Linked DNA regions of Homo sapiens: region 1 is linked to region 2. The links are chromatin loops, found by intact Hi-C in ENCODE. Cell type or tissue: sigmoid colon. All regions are shown on one strand. Region 1 overlaps TTC7B (tetratricopeptide repeat domain 7B). Region 2 overlaps TTC7B (tetratricopeptide repeat domain 7B).

Evidence for each region. Peaks named below come from ENCODE experiments on the same cell type or tissue, not always from the same donor. Only the 100,000 strongest peaks of a DNase experiment are listed, where the experiment ranks them.
Region 1: it touches region 2 in a loop (2.8-fold over the local background); 1 of 110 quality-filtered maps calls a loop at or near these places.

The regions. Positions count from the first base shown.
Region 1 is chr14:90,623,740-90,628,739 of GRCh38, forward strand. The region is part of intron 15 of TTC7B (tetratricopeptide repeat domain 7B); the gene reads right to left. Among named protein-coding and RNA genes, the nearest start is that of TTC7B-AS1, 16 kb to the right of the region's middle. RefSeq lists an enhancer at 1,680-2,312. In sigmoid colon, no CTCF peak of the experiment used is centred here; DNase peaks (open chromatin) are centred at 692, 1,542, 3,072 and 4,946.
Region 2 is chr14:90,549,507-90,554,506 of GRCh38, forward strand. All of the region lies in intron 19 of TTC7B (tetratricopeptide repeat domain 7B), which reads right to left. Among named protein-coding and RNA genes, the nearest start is that of TTC7B-AS1, 91 kb to the right of the region's middle. RefSeq lists a silencer at 4,698-4,860. In sigmoid colon, no CTCF peak of the experiment used is centred here; DNase peaks (open chromatin) are centred at 2,315, 4,525 and 4,960.

The DNA.
Region 1 (5,000 bases), 74 kb after region 2:
GCTGGGCGCTGTGGCTCACGCCTGTTGTCCCAGCACCTTGGGAGGCCAAGGCAGGCAGATCACTTGAGGTCAGGTGTTTGAGACCATCCTGACCAACATGGTGAAACCCCGTCTCTACTAAGAATACAAAAATTAGCCAGACGTAGTGGCACACATCTGTAGTACCAGCTACTCAGGAGGCTGAGGCAGAAGAATTGTTTGGACCCAGGAGGCGGAGGTTGCAGTGAACCAAGATGGCGCCACTGCACTCCAGCCTGAGCGACAGAGACAGACTCTGTCTCAAACAACAAAACAAAAACAAAACAAAACAAAACCCATGAGTGTGCCTGTATGCATATGCGTGTGCGTGTATATGTGTGCATGTGTGTGTGCGCGTGCGCGTGTGTGTGTTTTGTGACTTGTCTTTCATCTAAAAGTCTGGTGCACATAAAATCTGGTTTTTTGAAGGACCTCGTTAATCAAAGTTTTACTTTTCATTAAAACAAATAGAAATACTATTTTACTGTACTTCTGGAATATTTTAAGAATCTCAAGATAACTCTTGAAATAACAACTATGTTTGGATAGGGCAGGGCTTAGAAAGAAGACACAACTGCCCCTGGGGAAGCTCTGGGGCACGCGGCATTGTGACTGTCCAGTGTTCACCTCAGGAAATGAGTCAGAGCGGCACTTGTCAGGGCCATGCTCGGTGTCTCATGCCATTCCCCAGGAAGACTTCGCTGACTCGCTGGAAACTGCTCCCAACCACTGGACATGCACCTCTAGTACCTCACACCCTAGTTTAGTTTTAGCCTTGGCCCCACCCCAGTGAGTCCCAGACTTGGGCAGGGGCCAAAGATAGAGTGAAAAGGGCAGATATTTCTGAATTCTGAGCCGTCCGAAGAACTCTCGATGAAAATAAGTTAGAGAAGTTCAGAGAAATACTAAAGTAATAATTCCCTCCCATCTTCTGTGTCAGTATAAAAAATGTGCTGATTATATCAAGGAAGAAACACACATATTAATACACAAAACCTTCACTAATTAGGTGATCCGTGAATGCTGCAGTCTTAGTAACTGCTTTAGAGGTAACATCACGGGAACCTTGAACATTTCGTATCTTGTGCTGATCTGTGTTTGCGAGCTCCTGGGCTCTGCATGCCAGGGACCTGCTCTTTCTTTGTTTATCTACTGAATGCAGGCAGGAATGCAAAATGGCTGTGCAGAAAAGCATGCGGGATCTGCCCAAGCGGGGCAGCGGCTGAGGGGGCCCTGGATACCTTCCCCATCTCTTGCTGCCTCCTGTCCAGATCGGGGGAGCTGGAGTGAGGCTGGCTGTCAAATATCCGAAGGAAAGTGAGCATCTGTCACCAGGTAAGAGAAATAATGGATCAGGCTGAAGGGGGCAGGGGGCAAGTATGTTGAAATTTTAACTTGAGAAGGCTGTTTGGCAACTGGCCAATCAGAATGGTAAGAGAAGTCAAAAGAGATGTGCCAGTAGCATGTCGTGACCGGGAGAAGGCAGATGGGAATGTGAAACCAGAGAACTCGGCTGGGAACAGAGAGTCTGAGATCAGCCCAGTGCTGCCCAAGGAGAGGGATGTCATCGAATCCATCGACCCAGGCCCTCAGCAGGGAGGAGGGATTCCTTTCAGGTTCCCATGTGGCTGGAAGGAAACTGATCGCAATTCATTTTCACCACCATTTCTGAGGGCCCACCGTATGCTGCTCTTGGAGCCACTGCTCTCCTGGCTGGGTTTCCAAAGCACCCCAATCTCAGAAGGTGTTATATCTCTGCAAACAGCAGCCTCTGGTCCCAGGCTGAGTCACTGTCACTGAAAATCAATACCGTCACTGGCCCGACCTCCGCCAGGTGAGCCTATGATGCTGGGATGACAGCTGTGCACGTCCTGGAGCTGGGAGGCCTCAAATCACCCCGAGGCCCCTCTGGCAACAGCTGGAAGGGATGAGAAAGGATGGAACAGGTCATGTGACCATTCCCACTAGATACCAAATACTGCATGGGGCCTCCCAAAATGCACATCCTCAATAATGTCACGTGAATAATCGAATTCCTCAACGGTTACACAGGAAATAAACAATTCTTAGATCATCTGGCTTACCCAATTGCTGCATTGATGTGCTATTCATTGGGGTTCATTAGAAAACATATAGATGTTTCCAATTAACCCAAAGCTGGAAAAGGCCTTGAGGTCAAATAATACTTTGCTACTCAGAGTGTGTCCAGGGCAGGCAGCCTCAGAATCCCCTGGGAGCTTGCAAGAAATAGAAGAATCTCCAGGTTCTCCACTCACCTTAGACTTACTGAGTCAGAATCTGCATGTAACCAGATCACAAGGGGATTCATGCGCAAATTTAACGTCAAGAAGCACCGCTCTCATTCATAACTCTCCATCCTAACCTGCCATGGTCTGATTTTAAAAAGAAAAAAGACTTCCCAGGGAAGAGTTCTCACAGTCCCTGCACTTAGGAAATTCTGTGCTCATTTCATTCCAATAAGAACTGGGGGAGCATGTCTTGGAAGACATTTTTCAGGATGTATTTTGTTCTTAAATTCAGTGAGAATTCTGAACAACCATTTACATTAAGCCCCCAAAGGAAGGCCACCCCTGCCCGTGTCTTGAACAGAATGCTTCCTTCCTTCTGAAGGGATCCCCTGGATCACATTCTGAAGGTGCTCTAGCCCTGCCCGGGTCCTCCACACATCTCCAGTGAAGGAGCTGGGGAGTCCACAATGTACCCACTGAGGGGGTACCATTCATACTGTCACCCCCATAAAGGGCACCTGCTTGAGTCTGCAGAGCACTGAGTAACCATCCCTCTCCCATTGTGGGTTCCCCAGGGGCTGAGAACTCAAATGTCTTCCAAAACAGGCAAGTGCGATGACCAGAAGTTCAGCAAATTCAAACTTTTTTGAAACGTGCACTGGCCTGACACAACCCTGCTAGCAGATGCCAGCTTATGGGCTGCCAGCTGGAAACCGTGTCTATATGCTTTTCATCCATCAAACCTGAGTACCTGGTTTCTGTTACAAAACCCCAACCACATGCCAGCCCCGGTCAGTCCAGTCTGCCAACAGAACCAGTGACGGGGGGTTTAAAGAGCATGGATGACTCCTCTCCTAAGCGCGTCTTCTCTAGGAATGAAGCCCTGGCAAATCACTGGCCTGGGGAGCTTTTTGGCAAACTTCTGTCTGGGAGTTATTTAACCACCAAGGAAGTTCTAGAAACTTAACCACTTTTATTTATCTTGTTTTGTTTTGCTTGAGACAGGGTTTTGCTCTGTTGCCCAGGCTAAAGTGCAGTGGCTCGAGGGTCAAGACCCTCGACCTTCCAGGGCTTAAGAGATCCTCCCGTCTCAGCCTCCTGAGTGGCAGGGACTGCAGGCATGCGTCACCATGACTGGCTAATTAAAAAAAATTTTTTAGTAGATATGGGGGTCTCATTATGTTGCCCAGCCTGTTCTTGAACTCCCGGGCTCAAGAGATCCTCCTACCTCGGCCTCCCAAATTGCTGGGATTACAGGTGTGAGCCACTGCACCTGGCCCATGTGAACACATTTAATGTCTCCAGCTGCTGGAGAAGGGGTCGCAGCACACAAGGCTGGCACATCCGGGACACTCACAGGGCGTTCCTGCCACTCCAGTCTCACCCATCAGTGTGAGCGCAAGGCTGCATCATCCTAACCTAGACTCCCAGATCCACTGTCCTGGAAAAATCCAGGCCACATCTATTTAGCAAAATGAAGTTTCTCAGGGCCAAAGTATGATGAGGAGATACCTCGTTCTTCAGAACTTAGCAGCCCTTATCTTAGCTGGGAGGCTGTGGTGAGTGGCAGCGCTAGGGCCTGGGCCGTGGCCGTCCCGGGTGGTTTGGCTGCGCCTCTTGGTGTCCTAATCCTCCCTCTTCTTTATGACAGGCAGGAGCTCCTGTTAGAGCTCATATCAGTTACATTTTGCTTCTCATTTCAGTCAAAGTGTCAACAATCTGGAATACTCCCCCATCCTTCTAGCGGTATTTTTAGCACGAACAAACAACTGACATAGTTAGCTGGAATAAATCACCTCAAGAAACCCCAGTTTGGCTCATTTTTTGCTCCCACGTCAGCTATTAATCTCCACTCAGATTGGCATCCAGGAGCCGGCACCTAAGCTGGAGATGACCTGGTCAGGTGCAACTGAAAACACCTCTTGAACCTTACTGCCCGTGTTCCAAAGACCTCTCCAGTTCCTGTGAGTGACATTATAATGAAGGGAGCCATTTCATATAATGCCATCCGTGAAGCCAGAGAGTCTACACAGCCAGGGCTATTCCCGAAGGCTACCTGAGCGCATGGTGTTAGGGCTGGGGGCCTGCAAAGCAAGTGAGGGGCCCAAAACCCGCCCCCAGATTTGGAAAATGAATTGAACAAGTGCCTCTGGAACAGGAAGTGTCAAATAGCCATCTGCTAAGTACATACGTGAACAGGACATGTTTGAAAGCAAGTCTTCCTGTCAGACTACTCTGGCTCCTAAAATAAATACACTGTTCTCTCTGAACTGTGAAGCTTTTTGGTAATTTCTGACATTTGGGAAGCAAGTCCCGGGCCTCTTCTGTTCTGCCACCCTTCCTCTCCTAGAGGACCTTCTCTCTGGAGGATCTCTCGGTCTTTATTTCTGGCTGAGCCCCCAAGGCCCTGATTTCTCCACATGACCCAGTTTGAGGAGGGGAGCACAGTGAAGAAATGAGACATTGGGACCCAGTTCAGCAGACAACGGCAGATGCCAGAAGAATGGGAATCCCACCACCTAGACCTAGAAGGGGAAGGGCCTGGGCCACAGTGTGATATGGACTTGATCCATGAAGCTCTGTGATATAGAAATGGCGCCTTCTGCACAGTCAGGAGGGAACTAGGAAGGAAGGGGCCTGGCAGGGCACTGGGAAGCTCAAGCGGCTCTCCAGGACCAGAGGTGGATGATGTGTCTCTCTGGGCTCCAGGGCCACATGGGACCGCGCATCCTT
Region 2 (5,000 bases):
CTGGCCACAGATGGCACACTGGGGGCTCAGGGTGTAGGTGAGGGGCCTGAAAGGTGCTACAGGCCCTGGCTGCTGCTGGTGGCTTCTGCATGGAGGGACCTGGCTGGCCACAGGGGAGGGGCACGTTGCTCTCTGGGACAGTGGAGTGTGGAGGTTGGGGGTGTGAGTCCTAGGCTCACCCCAGCAGACTGGGCTTGAATCCTAGCTCCACCGTTTACTTGGACAACATACTCTGAGTGTCAGATGCTTTATCTGCATAAGGGGGAGAAATACTAACCAAACGGGGGAGTTAGTTGGACTAACTCGTTTAGTAAGGACTAAATGAGGTCAGAGTTTGCAAGGCACTTAGCAGATCGCCCAGCATATTTGTACGCCTTCAGTGGGTGGCAGCTCTCAGCAATATTAGGATTATGGCTGTTCTCATTACCATTGTTAAACTAGAGATCATAAGACTGATGGAACAGACTCGCTGTGCAATAAGATACCAAATCATAAACCAGAACTAAGACCACGACAGGCAAGGGTTAAGTCACATATCCCTGAAAGAATACACCGCCTTCTAACTGCCACAAGGTTTTTCTTTTCTCTAGCAGCTAAACAAGCACTGGCCTCGAGATAAGCAATATTGAAACAATTGCAGCTCACCTACCCCAGACCCTAACTGAGCTCCCATTCCACAGGTTGCAACTGCAGCTTTGACGGGACAAGAGACCACCAACCACAGGCTGGTTCTGACTGGTTTAGTAAGAGGCTGAGCACTGTGTGTCTTCCTGCCCCTGCCTCATCTGTTGATGTATAGGACCGAACTGTAATGCACCTAAATGTTATGTCTCCACCCTAAAGTGAACATGGGATGCATGTAATTTGCGTATTTGCTTATCACACACATGCACACATCCCCCTTTTGTGAATATTCATAGCTCCTCCTATAACCTGTTGAATATGTATACTTGGCCAACCAGTTCCACATAAATCCCTGTTCCACCCTCCCCTCTCTCAAAGTGCTTGCTTTTGGTCTCTGCCTGAGGCTACATTTCCCAGCCAGTCAAGATGGCCACCCTGAAGGCTGCAATCCTTTGTAAGAAATGAAGTCTCTTCTGCAAATGTATGAACCTACTGATTCCTCAGTTGACACTATTAGTGACTCCGAGAGGAGGGGGGGCCCTTCCGTGATGCCAGTAGTTGGCTGACTCTTCACCTCCATCTCCCTCTTTAACAGCAAGGACCACCATGATTTGTCTTTGCATGTACGGCACCTGGAGTGGGCCTGGTACAGAAGAGGCTCTTGGGGAATGCTTGCTGGATAGATGGAGGGATGGAGGAGGGATGGTGTGGGATGCTGTGGGGTAGTAGGGAAGGAGAAGTCCCAAAGAAAGCTCTGGCCTCAGGTCACCCTTGTCTATGCTCCCAAGTCAGGCCAGCATACTCAGAGCCTCCTCTCCTTACAGAGCATTAGCATGATGGTCTCTGGGGGATGCGAGCACCCCCTGGGAGAAGATGCCCTGCTCCCAGCTGAGCCCAGTGGGCTGTATGGCTTCCCCTCAGGCTATTTGCTCGTACACCACAGATCTGACACTGCTCTCTAAGAAAATCCCAGAACCCACCCGCAGAGCCAACACTCTTACAGAGGAGAAAACAGAGGGCCAGAGAGGAGAACAGCCTTGCTGAAGGCCTTGACCCTGCTGGACACAGAGTGGGGCTAGACAGCAGGCTCCTGAAGGGCTGAGTCTGGAAAGCCTGGTGCAGGGCCTGGCCCAGGGCCAGCCTCCAAGTTTTAGACTCCGATTACAGTGTTCCAACTCTGCCCTTGACCCTAGCTGCTTTCTGCTTGTCCTGTCAGGGGCTATGTCCATGGTAGACCAGGCTTTCTGGAAGCCCACCAGGCCTCTAAGAGTGGGTTCCCTGACCTGAGGAAAATGAGGACCCCACAAGAGCTCCAGCCCCTTCCCATAAGCTGCAGCACAGTTGGTCTGGCCGTCTGCATTCGCTGAAATGTAGGCATGAAATGAGAAACACCAGCACATGTGAGTCACCACTTCTCGGGAATTTGAATTTTCCTTCTAGAGGATGCCATTGATCAGAGGGAAGCAGGGTGGCAGCGGTAGTGTTTTCAAAAATATTTTTCTTTTAAATCAAAATATAAATAGACTGCAAACCAGTACCACTCTGAGAAGCCCACAGGAGACTGGCTTTGAAAGGGTTTCCTTGGAGCAGCTCAGGAACACAGAGCTGAGGGCTGCCCTGCCTCCTTTCCTCCCGGGCGGCCCTTTCTTCTCTGGCAAGTGTCAGAGGCACTGTCAGTTTTGAGTACAAGCATTTTGTGGGTGCAGCTGAGGGGGCAGCCCTGAGCCCCACCCCGCTTTCCAACAATGCCTTGAAAAGGAACTGAAAACATGCGTGGGTGGGGTGGGGGCTGTGCCAGCTTTTCCACCTGGATTCTAGAAGCTCTGGGCGAGGCCTGGTCTCTATGGGGCTCTGTTTTGTGTTTCATTTCTGTTTGTTCTCAGTGCTTAGAAATGGCACCAGTTTGCCAGGGGGCCAAGTGTGTGTGTCTTGGCTAATGACACCAGCCAGAAGGCTGGCCTCCCCAGGCCAGAAGCTCCACAGGGGCCAGGTCCTGGTGTTCTGGCTGAGGGGAGGCATCCCCAGCCCCACAGCCCCACACCTCCTGCACACCTCTGCCCGTCAGAGCTCCACCGTGGGGTGGGACTCACACGCTGCCACTCACTCAGCCCCTCACCGGGCCAGTCAAGAGCAAGTTGAAGGACCTTCTGGGCACCAGGCAGGCCCACCTTCCTGTCAGCAGGTCACAAGTTCTGGGCAGGGGCAGGTGTGGGGCTGGTTTACTCATCTGGCCCATTTTACTCAGCACTGACCCAGTTTCCCCAAAGGCCAACCCTAGGTCTTCCTGACAGCCCGTGCCCATCTAAGCCTCATACACAGCAGGTGGCCGGAGCCTGCACAAGGCCCTCTCCCCAGTGACATGATGGCTGCTGCTGTCACCAGGTGGCCTCCAATCCTGCCCACCCCCAGGCTCTCAGGTGGGGATAGAACATTCGTGTGGCCACTTCACCTCCAGATCCACAAAGGCCGCTGACGTGCTGGTCCAGGAACCCACACAGAAGGGCAGTGCAGGAGGAGGGAAGGTACCTGCAGTGTGGCTCCTGGGGACATGCTGCCTTAAGAAGGGCGTCCTTCTGACAGAAGCCAGCTCAGATGAAGGAGGAGAGCTCCAGAAGATGTGAGCGGGAGCCTGGCCCCCAGGCCGGACACCTTTTCCCTTGGGCCTGGGGTCGAACACGGAAGGCAAATCTCCTCCAGTCCCCATGGCTGCCACCTCCCTGCTCAAATGTCAGAACCGAAACGGGGTGGCTGCTTCCTCACTCCCTTCAAGTTAGCCAAACAAACGCCCCCAGTTACCAGCAGCCAGTCCCAGTCAGACATAGGGGTGTGGAGCCCCAGAGAAAAGACTGAGGCCCAAAGAACCTCAGGAAGGGGAGTGATGCTTTTGTCTGGGGCAGGGACGGGGCCTGTGGTCTAGGCGCAGGCCAGATGCCCCCAGGGGGCTCTTCCTCAGGGAGTGTGCCGAGTATTCCAGGAGGGAGCAGGGGAGACCCCCAGCATGCCCTCTCAGAGCACTGGGGGGACCAAGGGCTGCAGCACAGCCAGAGGCAGCCCCAGGTGCAGCACCTCTGCTCACCCGGAACAGCTGATGGCGGCAGGGGCTGCGCTATCATGGGGCCCCTTTTCCAGGTCAGACATTTTATCTGGAGAAATGCACCTTCTGGGGTTTAGGCCTTTCCAGCATTGAACTCAACTCAGAAGGAAAAATACTCATTTTTTCAAAAAAACCTCTTATTTTTCTAAGCCAACTGCCAACCAGCTATGGAAGCAGAACTCCTCAGGGTTTGGGGGATGCCTGGGCCTCGGCTCTCCGATGCACAGCCCCTGCTGCTGTCCCTCATGGGCAGCACCCCCTCCAGGGACCAGGAGCTTGTGATTTCCCCGGGCAGCCCACACCATGAGAGGACAGTCTGAACTGTTGGTTAAATGTGGAGCCCTCATTGTCCTTTTCATCGAATCCCCACACTTTGAAGTTCTCTGAGTCTTCTGGAACCACGTGGAAAAGCCCCGTTCTCTTTCCACTTGATGGGCCTTCAGGATAGGAAGAAAGCTTCCAGAACAGCGCACGCTCCCTCTCTGGGGCCTTGGAGGCATGGCGGATTCAGACCTCCCGCCCACTCTCCCCACCTCCCTGAATTCTGCTGCTTAACATAGCTCCTCGAAGGAGACCTGGCTGTGGGTCCAGATGAAGGCTCCGTTAAGCCCCAGGAAAATATGAGCACGGCTTTGACTTTTGTCTTCTTTTTAAAGCGTCTGACTGGCAGAATCTCTTAAAGCTGCTTTCTTCCAGGATGATCTGGAATATTCTGGAGGAGCTTATTCTGCAATTAGCAGTGCAGAGTAATGGGCTGTCAGGCAGTAAACGCCAGCACCTAGGGTGCTGGCAGCCTGGCCAGAAGCCAAAGGGCTTGATCAGCCTTGCGTGAATCTCACAGACTTGGCCCCCCATTTCCCCTTGGCCTAATTTCTTTGAAACTGGGTGCTTCAGCATTGGTGCTGACATATCCACAGACTGTGGTGGCTTTTAGAGAACCGTTGCTGGCAATCGGTGGGACATCCGGAGACGGACCGCAGCCCATCTGCCAGCAGCTTCTGAGCCCCAAAGCCCCACAGTCCCCCACCCACTCTGCGGCAGGTGTCCAGAGGGTGGTCGGGGTTGCAGTGAGCAGGGCATTAGAGCATTCCCCAAAGGACCAGCCATCCTATTTGACAGGAGGGCAAACAGAAGCCCGGAGAGGGTAAGTGTCCTGCCAAGAGCACGGACGTGAGTAAGGAACAGCATCCGGGTGTTCGGGTTCCGGGGGTGGGGCTTTGTTCACTCTGCTCCAACCAAAGCCATTTCTAGTTCTTTCCTCCCCTCTACAAACACTCGTTGA